Linked DNA regions of Mus musculus: region 1 is linked to region 2. Evidence: chromatin loops called from intact Hi-C (ENCODE). Cell type or tissue: left cerebral cortex. All regions are shown on one strand. Links, peaks and the distances in the headings refer to the core of each region. The heading gives the core; the rest is flanking DNA. Region 1 overlaps Gm12092 (predicted gene 12092). Region 2 has its middle 5.3 kb from the start of Rtn4.

The links. A loop is a pair of places that touch in the nucleus more often than their neighbours do. Peaks named below come from ENCODE experiments on the same cell type or tissue, not always from the same donor. Only the 100,000 strongest peaks of a DNase experiment are listed, where the experiment ranks them.
Region 1: a loop joins it to region 2, with 2.1 times the contacts of the local background. A loop is called at or near these places in 4 of 42 quality-filtered maps.

The regions. Positions count from the first base shown.
Region 1 is chr11:29,634,520-29,639,899 of GRCm38, forward strand. All of the region lies in intron 1 of Gm12092 (predicted gene 12092), which reads right to left. Among named protein-coding and RNA genes, the nearest start is that of Gm12092, 8.4 kb to the right of the region's middle. In left cerebral cortex, for the core only: no CTCF peak of the experiment used is centred there; DNase peaks (open chromatin) are centred at 2,610 and 4,517.
Region 2 is chr11:29,684,923-29,690,302 of GRCm38, forward strand. It overlaps the pseudogene Gm12093. Among named protein-coding and RNA genes, the nearest start is that of Rtn4, 5.3 kb to the right of the region's middle. In left cerebral cortex, for the core only: no CTCF peak of the experiment used is centred there; no DNase peak of the experiment used is centred there.

The DNA.
Region 1 (5,380 bases), core at 225-5,224, 50 kb before region 2:
TGTGAAGACACGGCCCAGGTGAGAGAGTAAGTATGTGGGTGAACGCAGGAAGGATGGGAATTCCATCTGAACTCTCAGAGGATGCAGTGCTCCTGGTGTGTTGTCTGAAAACTGTCAAGGAGCTAAATAGTAAGCCAGGAGAGCCTAGAAGCAGAAGAATGGAGAGAATTAGGAGCCGAAGTTGTAGGGCCTTGTGAGTTGCTATCAGGACTTACAGTGGGTATATTGTGATCAGAAGAGACTATTGTCAGACCTGCCACCACGATTGCCACACTGACAGAAAAACTGGAGTACCTTTTCAACATTCTATTAAAAATTTCAAAATCATACCTATAATCCCAGTAGGCAGATCTCTGTGAGTTCAGGACCAGCCTGGTCTACATAGTGAATTTCAGGCCACTCAGGGCTATATAGTGAGACTGTGCCTCAACAAACAAACAAACAAACAAACAAACCATTTATTTAGTGTACTTGTGTGCGTGTATGATGGTGTGCATGTGGAGGTTAGTGAGGAATTTGTCACAGCCAGGTGTCTTCATGTGGGTCCTGGGGCTCAAACTTAGGGCATCAGCCTTGGCAGCAAGCCCCTGTACCTGCTGAGCCTCATTCCTCTTCCTTCCTTTTCCTTCCTTCCTTCCTTCCTTCCTTCCTTCCTTCCTTCCTTCCTCCCTCCCTCCCTCCCTCCCTCCCTCTCTCTCTCTCTCTCTCTTTCTTTCTTCCTTCCTCTTTGTTTCTTTCTCTTTCTTTCTTTTTATATTTCTTTTGTTGCTTTATTTATTTATTTATTTTGTTTTTTTCGAGGCAGGGTTTCTCTGTGTAGCCCTGGCTGTCCTGGAACTCACTTTGTAGACCAGACTGGCCTTGAACTCAGAAATCCACCTGCCTCTGCCTCCTGTGTGCTGGGATTAAAGGTGTGCACCACCACACCCGGCTGTTATTTATTTATTTTTGATGGCACAGTATATTGAGTCAAGGACAAGACAGGGTCTCACTAAAGTTCTCAATCTGGCCTTGAACTTGCAATCTTCCTGCCTCAACTTCCCAAGTACCTGGAATTACAATCAAACTTGGGCCACCAAGCCTAGCACATCACTTGTTCTAGCCAGATGTTGTGCAATACTATCCAGTGAGTGTAACAGCCACCTGAACAGTGTGACTCCACGCTGCTACTGGATCTCAGCTGGATGCATTTCTGCCCCATCCACACATGGTTTGGGGAGGTACTAGAGAGCTAACTGAAGATTCTATCTACGCAGCTATGGGGGAGTAGCCATCTGTGCTGGTGGAAACTTTCAGTAGTGTGACTGCTCTAGGGGCAGTAAGTAGCCCCCATGTACTGTAAATGACCCCTTACCCATGCTCTGTGAGTAAGCCTAATAAAGTCATTGGTTTTCCAAGTTGAATTTTGGAGAAACTGTACTTTGGTACATATATCATTTGGTGCCCCTTCTGAGGGACAAAGATATATTTTTAGTCTCCTTAGAAATAAGTTTGCGCCGGGCGTGGTGGCACACACCTTTAATCCCAGCACTCTGGAGGCAGAGGCAGGCGGATTTCTGAGTTCAAGGCCAGCCTGGTCTACAGAGTGAGTTTCAGGACAGCCAGGGCTACACAGAGAAATCCTGTCTCGGAAAAAAAAAAAAACAAACAAAAAACCAAAAAAAAGAAATAAGTTTGCAGAACACTAGGGGTTGAGAGTGCCTAACCAAAACCCTGTTGATATAAAGATCAAAGAGGGCTGGACCTCCCTCAGGAGAGATTCCTTATGAATATCATTGTGAAGGGAAGAGCCAAGCTAAGGATCAACAGTCAAAGTACAATTACCCTGGCCCCATTGCATGAGTGGGTTTATCATACTTCCCAAGGTATTCTGGGTACTTTGATGGACTCTCTGGTTATAATTATTTTTTCTCAGACTTTTCTGCTCCAGAGACTGAGAATGAATTAGAACATGAGCCAGATGGGCAGATGTTGACTGAAGGCTAAAAGGAAGAAGATGAGATGGCCTGAGGCTGGCATCTTCTGAGACCCTAATAGCATGGACTTCACAGTATCCCTCAGTGGTCGTTCACTATCAGGTACTTATTTCTTGTCATTTTAGATTTTGTTTGAGTGCATGGTTCCTGGACCTTTCCCTAACATTTGTGACATGATAACCAATCTAATTGCAGTTAACTTTCCTGTAAACTCAATGAGAGCAGGGGTCTTGGTGCTTGCCTTGTCTCCAGCCCCACACTAGAGGTTTGCAGTGTGTGTTGGGTGAATGTAACCATTCACAAAATGGCTGCACGTGAACACGTGTGGAGTTCGAGCTGGCTCTGGGTGCTTGATTTCATCTGTGGGAGTGGGCATTCTATGCTGTACTTTTGTGATGGTAATGTGTGGTTGTCTGGCCCCCTGGGAAGTTGCCCAGCTGTTTGGTGGCGTCCTTTGTTTCCTTGTGGGCTGAGTTATCCCCAAGTAAAGACCCTGCAGTTGGATGCAATGTCTGCAGCAACAGCCGCTGTCTGCAGCTGGGTGGGTGTGATCTGGAGACCGAGTCTGTCTGATTCTCTGTTCCTGGCTGCTGACAATAAACAGGCTTTCCTCCACAGCTGTTGACAGTTGCCTCCCACACAGCCCACCAGAGCCCTGCCCAGGGCTGGCATGACTCCCTCCCTCCCTGTTGCACTAATTATAACAACACTGTATTATTACTCGTGCCTGAGAGTTTCACGCAGACATTTCCCCCTGGACTTTGGAATGAGACTCAAAAAGTAGAACTGCTGAAAATGTATTGAAGTTAATGTGGTCAGGTTCAAGTTATCTAATATGACTTGCTGATCTTCTGTAGAGGGCAAGGAGAAAGGATGCCGGTTCAAGGGTGAGGAGAAGGCCTCTCAGCAATCCTGGATAGGAAGGAAGGTGGTACAGAGCCTGGGCTCTAGTTTTCCTGGTGTCCTCAGGATATCACCCTGTAGTTTCTTCCTAATTGTGCACACCTTGGATTGGGAGAAAGAGTGTTGGGAAAGCCTCTTGGAGGAGCTGAGTACAAATATCAGAAAAGTTGATTTTCTCCTGAGAGTATCTGCTTCTGGTGCCTGAGCCAGGCTGTTCTTTCCCTGGGTGCTGCCATGCAGTTCTGCCCTCCTCAGGGGCTGCAGGGTAGGCTCTGAACACACAGTGGGTATGGGAATCATTCATCGCCTGTTTCCCAGGGCCACGGGGCAGTCCAGGAGGCACATGGCCCACACCAAACCATAGGCTTGCTTTTAACAGCAATGACTGTGCCAAAACGAGAGCTGGGAACAAAGCTGTGCTTTGGGACTCCCATATGAACCTTTCTGCACCTGAATCTGGTGAGTGCCTGGGAGGAGGAAGAATAAGAAGCCAACTAGGGATACGGACAGAGAACACTTACCCAGTGTCTTACTCAGTGTTGTATGGCTCTGAAGAGACACCATGGCCACAGCAACTCTTATAAAGGACAACACTTATCTGGGGCTGGCTTACAGGTTCAGTGCCTTAGACAATTGTCATAGTGGTGAGAAGCATGGTGGCACTCAGGCAGACACAGTGCTGGAAAAGTGGCTGAGAGTTCTACATCTGTTTAGCAGGTAACAGGAAGAAACAGTACCACTGGGCTTGGCTTGAGCATTTGAAACCTCAAAGCCCTATTCACAGTTTCTCCAACAAGGCCATACCTCCAATAATGCCACTCCTTATGAGTCTATGCAGACCAATTTCAGTCACACCACATGTTCACGCCTAACATGTTCAAAGTCCAGCACTGTGTCTAGCACTGCCAGAAAGAAAATGTCACCTCGTCATGAACCTGGCCCCCTCCACTTCTGTAACATTATGATTTGATCCCGTGGTCAATCTCATTTTCTCAGTAGTCTCCCATGACAGGAGGAAGGGCGGAGGCAGCTGTTCAAACCATTTGCCCTGGATTTCAACAGCGCTCCACCTGCTCCCCAGCAGTGCCACCCTGGGAGACCCCTGAGCAGCTGTTCACTTGTCTCATTCGCTTTTCACCCTTGGTCACCACTGCCGGACTATTTCCTCAGCTATAATGGGATGTATGCATGGTTCCAAGTGGGGCTGGTTACTCTGCACCGAGAGAACATAAGCTCTGTGAAGAAAAGTGCCCTATCAAGCCCAGTACTATTATATGTATTCCTCCTGTGAGGCAATTTGCTCATACCTAGTAAATGTGAGGGGTGAAGCTGGCCAGCTATCATGTGAGCTCCTTGTTCTTAAATAGACTCAACACTTTCTCAAAAGTTTTCAGATGCATTCATTTAAAACTGCAGATTGCCTTCTGTTCGATAGTCATCATTAGCTAAGCACTCTACAGAGACCAAGGCTGTAGCTCCCAATGCTGAAAACCAAACTACCTTGGGTAATTGTAAGAAATGTGACTGCAGTTCACAAAGAATGTGCTACGATGAATCAGGGTCAGGGAGCTTTTAAGGAACAAAAACCTCACACAGAGTCTCTGAAGATATAAAACTGGTTAGACCACAGCTGCCTGCCAGGCCCTTTCCTCCTCTGAGTCCTTCCTATCCCACAGCATGATCTGCCTTCCCCACACAGTGAGCCTTGCCAGCACCTTTGTTTCTAATTTTAGCTGCTGTTTTGCATTTTGTGTAGCGTCTTGGGAAATACAAATGCAGACTTTAAACTGCAGGGAAGCCAGGCAGTTGCTTCTAGATAAGATGTCCAGAGTTGATGAGTGATAGAAAGGTTGAGGAAGAGGAATGTCAGAGCAGAACCGCGATGCTCTCAGAATCCCTCACTTCTCTTGGTGCTGATGGATAGTCACAAGGCTTCAGAGACCATTAAACTTCTTCGTGACTTGGCAAAAATTGAACTTGATGTAGATCAGTGGTTCTTACCCTTCCTAACTCTGTGACCCTTTAATACAGTTCCTCATGTTGTGATGACCCCCCACCATAAAATTATTTTAATTACTACTTTATAACTATAATTTTGCTACTGTTATGAATCATAATGCAAATATTTTTGGACATAGAGGGGTGCCAGAGGGGTCACCACCCACAGGTTGAGAACCACTGATATAAATGTTGATATGTGTGTGTGTGTGTGTGTGTGTGTGTGTGTGTGTGTGTGTATCTGTGTGTGTATGTGTGTATGTTGAGGGATGAAGAGGACTCCATATATAACCCTGAACTAGATTCAGTAATCAGCCTAAACTAGAAGTGGGGCAGAAGCTCATAACATAAGTCACATGGAATGAATCATTGGGTGTCTCTCAAGGTCAGGGAACTGGCATCTTGTTAGAAATTTACTGAAACAAAACAAAATGATGATAATGATACCTTTGCTCTTTTGAAATAGAACACACAGAAAAGTACATGGATTACATAAGAGGATT
Region 2 (5,380 bases), core at 107-5,106:
TGCTTTCTGATTATTTATAACCCATTGTTCCATCGTCAACTTAAGTTGAATATATTTAAAGCTTAGATCATTGTATTCTCTCCAGTGTGACTCATCTAAACTGTACTACATTGCCTGACTTTCCTTGGGTAAAGGCAGCAGCAATTTATCAGGTCACCCAAGCATAAATCTTTGAATCATTTTTTCTATCAGACCTTCATTTTATTAGTCACCAAATTCTGTGAATTCATCTTAGTACTTTCCAACTTTATTTCCTCCCATTTTCTATGTTATTGGGGTTGGCTTTCATTAGCGTTTGCCTGAAGTATAAGCGGTAATTATCTTCTACTTAAACGACAGCATTTAAATAAAGCTATGGAGCACTTATTTAAAACATTACAATTGCATCTTTAATATTCCCTTCCTCACTCTAGCACCCACAATCCATCCTTTATCAGTATTACTGCTATAAATTATCAATCAGGTCATTTTACCATTTTGCTTAAAGACCTTTTCTTTAGAGATAATTCTTTTACTTGGTATCATGGCATTTGAATCCCTTCTCTGACACTTAAGTGACTTCCTAGTTTATCTTCAATCATTTCTCTGACTCTTCCCACCTGCTCTAGCTAGCCATCTTTCTAGACCTTAGTTTTGCTGTTTTACTCCTTTTTTGCTATTGGAGCTAGTGCTCCCTCTGTAAATATCTGTCTTTCCTTCTGTCTTCATTAGAGTTTTACTGCTGTGGCCAGACACCATGATCAAGGCAACTCTTATAAGGACAACATTTAATTGGGGCTGGCTTACAGATTCAGAGGTTCAGTCCATTACCATCTAGGCAGAAGCATAGCAGCATCCAGGCAGGCATGGTGCAAGAGGAGCTGAGAGCTCTTCATCTGAAGGTTGCTAGAAGACTGGCTTCCAGGCAGCCAGGATGAGGGTCTTAAAGCCCAAACCCACAGTGACACACTTCCTCTAACAAGGCCACACCTCCTAAGAGTGCCACTCCCTTGGCCAAGCATATGCAAACCACCACACCTTCTCTACCTTAAAAGTTAAGTGTCAAATACTTTATGTACTTCTCTTGAAATCCTGTTGTACACACACACACACACACACACACACACACACACACACACTATAAACTATGTGTTCCTTAGCATTAAGAAATGATTTATTAATTTGTTATAGATGATGAATAATTTTTGGTGCAGGAAGTGCTAAGATAGATGTCTACAAAGCACAGGTGCCATTGACTCTACCTCTCTATGAAGTCAACGATGACCCTGAACTCCTGCTTCTACCTGGAATCACAAGTGTTCAACATCATCCCTGGCTACCCAATACATTGTTAAATACAAGAATTTTTATCCTAAAGATAGTGAGAGTTTGGTTCTGTTTCTCCTGGGGAGGATAAAACACCTCATAATGAGGTGGTATCATCAGGTGGTGAGACCACGTGCTCTTCCTCCCCACTTCCTCTTTTTTGCTTAGTTTTCTGAGACTAGTTCTTAGCCTTTTTGTCCTCCTACCTCAGCCTGTCTTGTGCCAGCACTACAGATGTATACTGCCACACCCAGCTTGCACTGTTTCTTATGAAGACATGTTTTTATTTGCCTAAAGGGGCATAGGTATATTTTAGTTTGGATTTCTGTTGCTATATTAAAATTAATTTTTTCAGGCTCCAATATAATCTTTTGCTAGATCAAAATATATTTCACAAGAGAAATCATGCATATTGAAATTGCCCAAGGAAATGTAATAACGCAGAAGACGTCCCACGAAAATTAAAGAGATGCCGGGCGTGGTGGTGCACGCCTTTAATCCCAGCACTTGGGAGGCAGAGGCAGGCGGATTTCTGAGTTCGAGGCAAGCCTGGTCTACAAAGTGAGTTCCAGGACAGCCAGGGCTATACAGAGAAACCCTGTCTCGAAAAACTGGAAGAAAAAGAAAAGAAAAGAAAAGAAAAGGAAAGGAAAGAAAAGAAAAGAAAAGAAAAGAAAAGAAAAGAAAAGAAAATTAAAGAGATTAAGGAGATTAAATCCTTTCCTCCCTTCCCTCCCTCTTTTTTGGTACAGTCTCTCGACATTCCGGCTGGCCTTGAACTCTCATTGTAGCAGAGAATGACCTTGAATTTCTGCTCCCCTGCCTTCATTCCTGATTGCTAGGGTGATAAGTGTGCCACCACCCGTAGTTTACATCGTCCTAAGTCTCAAACCCAGGGTTCTCTGCATGCTAGGGTCACACTCTATCAATTGCACTATAGCCCCAGCCCTAGGTTCTTTTACTTGCCTGTTAGCTTTTTGTTTTCATTGTTTTTAAATTAAATATTTAGGTGACTATAAAGTACTAGGTTTCATTAAACTATGTTCTTATTTTTTCCTCTCACCCCTTGCCCCATTCCAAGCTAGTTAGCTTTCTTCCCTTCTGAGCCTCCCTTCTCTATTCCTATTCTGTGTTTTCTATTGTGTGATGGTTTGGATATGTTCAGATCAGGGAGTGGCACTATTAGAAGGTATGGCCCTATTGGAGTAGGTGTGTTACTGTGAGTGTGGGCTTTAAGACCCTAATCTTAGCTGCCTGGAAGCCTGTTTTCTGCTAGCAGCCTTTAGATGAAGATATTGAAATCTCAGTCCTGCACTATGCCTGCCTGGATGCTGCCATGCTCTCACCTTGATGATTATTAACTGAATCTCTGAACCTGTAAATCAGCCTGGATTAAATGTTGTCCTTATAAGAGTTGGCTTGGTCATGGAGTCTGCTCACAGCAGTAAAACCGTAAGATATATTGCCATTGCTTTCCCCCATGTCCCTTCAAATCTCTTCCTTCTCTCTCCTAATCCCCTTTGTAGTTTTGTGACCAGCATACATAGATAACATGTCCCCAGCATGCATATCATTCTGGACATAGGTTTCCTGTTTGAGAGAAACAGGCAGTCTTTGTGTTTTTTGTGTTTGGGTTATTTTACTTCACGATGTCCAGTCCCACCCATTTCCCAACAAATGTCATTTCACTTGTCTTTACAGCTATATGCAATTCCCTTGTGTATCTATGTCACATTTTCATTTTATTCTGAAACAAAGACAGATTTTGTTTATGAACAAATACATTTCCCAAAATTTTTTTTAAGTTATAGCATCTTGCACAGCTACTACCTATGTATGAAAAGGATGAGAGAGAGGTGTGAAGAGAAAGAGGGGCAGGAAAAGGAAGAAAAGAGAGAAGAAAAGGAAGCCTTGAAAGAAGGAAGGATGAAAAACTGGCAAAACTGAAAAGCTGGCATCGGACCTTCCAAGGGCTGACCATGTCACATATCCTTGGGCCTCAACTGCTTCACCTGAGCCTGCTTCAGAAAAAGCAGCTAGACCTGGAGGAGACATCCCTGGGAGGGGCTCCCAGGCCAACAGCCAGACAAACATTCAGAATTTTGGTGGGTAGGTCCAGTGTTTTCACAGCATGCGCTACACATGGCTTTCTGTGGCCTCTCAGAGGGGCATGAGTGAGACCATACCTAGCATAGTCTTCAAGAGCATGGTCTGGCCGGGCAGTAGTGGGGCACGCCTTTAATCCCAGCCCTTGAGAAGCAGAGGCAGGCAGATTTCTGAGTTCAAGGCCAGCCTGGTCTACAGAGTGAGTTCCAGGACAGCCAGGGCTATACAGAGAAACCCTGTCTCTGTAAAAACAAAACAAAACAAACAAACAAACAAAAAAAGAGAACATGGTCTGTACCTCCTTCTTACCTTTAGCCTCCGAAAGTCTGAGCTGTTCTTATACTACTGTGGCCAATGCATCCTCTTCTGGAATCTGCAGTTATGACATCGGAAGTTTGGAGAAGGCCAGAAGCTGCTCCTCAGGTTTTTCTGGCTTCTTGTGGAGACAGCCTGACTTTTCCCAGGGCTGGTTAAACCCAAACATGTTTTGTTTAGCTGCTTCTAGACCTGGGTTTGCTTGCTGGATGGCAGAACAAACTGCCAATCACAAGTTCTTGTTCAAGAAGAAGTAATTAAGAAACTCGAGGAAGAAATGGGTATACGGGTCTGGGCACTATCTTGCTGGCACTCAGAACATGTTCAAGATAGCTTCTACCAGGCAGCATTCAGAGCCCATCACTTCAGGTAGCAGAATGGGGGCCTGGAAGGTGTTTATGACCAGGAACCTATGCCTGAGCCTGCAATCAAGCCAGGAGTTGTAGTTGGGATGCCTCTTACCACTGAGCATCAAACAGTAGTTGAAGGCCTTTTCCTGCTTTGGCAGGAACAGTGGTAACTATTGGTAAATAGCCTATGTGGGGCCTGGTACCCAGGTTACTGAGCAAGCTACTTATTCAATTCTGCCCTGGTTTCCTTAAAAGAATACCAGGTTGCCTGCCTCATAATAGTGACTGAGATGTTGGGCCATATTCAGATCCCTGAGAATGGTCACATGATGGCTAGCGCAGGCTTCTGCTCAGATCTGCCCATAGAAACTTGACTTTAAGAAGCCTCAGCTTCTTAGGCTTCCCAGAATGCACATGGGGCAGGACATATCAATTAGGGTAGAGGTCTTCTTTCTCTTACCATGTACTGTGCAATGAGGGCCTGGCCTTCACTATCCAGTGTGGGAAGATCCTCTTTGGTGAACTCATTTGTGTTTCTGAAGCAATGGACATCCCTGTTCTGGATGGCAGACCGACCACTCAGGACTTCAGCAGCCACTGGAGCAGTGCAATCTTTACAGCTACTGCTGATATGGAAACAGGAGTCCCTGCTCGCAACAACAGCTAGGAATATTCACTGTTAGTATATCATTGGGCCCTCTGGTCTCCTGGAGACGGACAATATCAGCATCCAGTTTGTTCAAAATGTGTCTCAGGGCCATGGGTCAGTGGCTACTTTCCTGGAAACCCAACCCTTATATGAGCTTCATTGATGTTCCTGGTTATTACACATGACATTTAGCACAGGTGGATTGTCACAGGGAAGTTGACAAAGCTTCATACATCATAGCAGGACGTTTTTGGGTTTTTTGTTTGTTTGTTTGTTTTGTTTTTTTGAGACAGGGTTTCTCTGTGCAGTCCTGGCTGTCCTGGAACTCACTCTGTAGACCAGGCTGGTCTTGAACTCAGAAATCCACCTGCCTCTGCCTCCCAAGTGCAGGACTTCTTCTGTATTCTCCATTCATCTGTTGGTAGATATGTAAATAGCCATTTCCTGGCTATTTGGATAGTGGGATTCCTTTTCCTGACTTAAATTTTTATTTTAGGTCCAACACTAATTATAAACATGACTGAAGAAATTGATCTCATTTCTGTTTTTACTCTTAGTAGTGAATGAATGTACTTTGAACCAAGACATTTATTAACCAGGATTACAAAGCTACATTTCATAAAATTCTATATATACAGAACCTAAAACCAGGGAA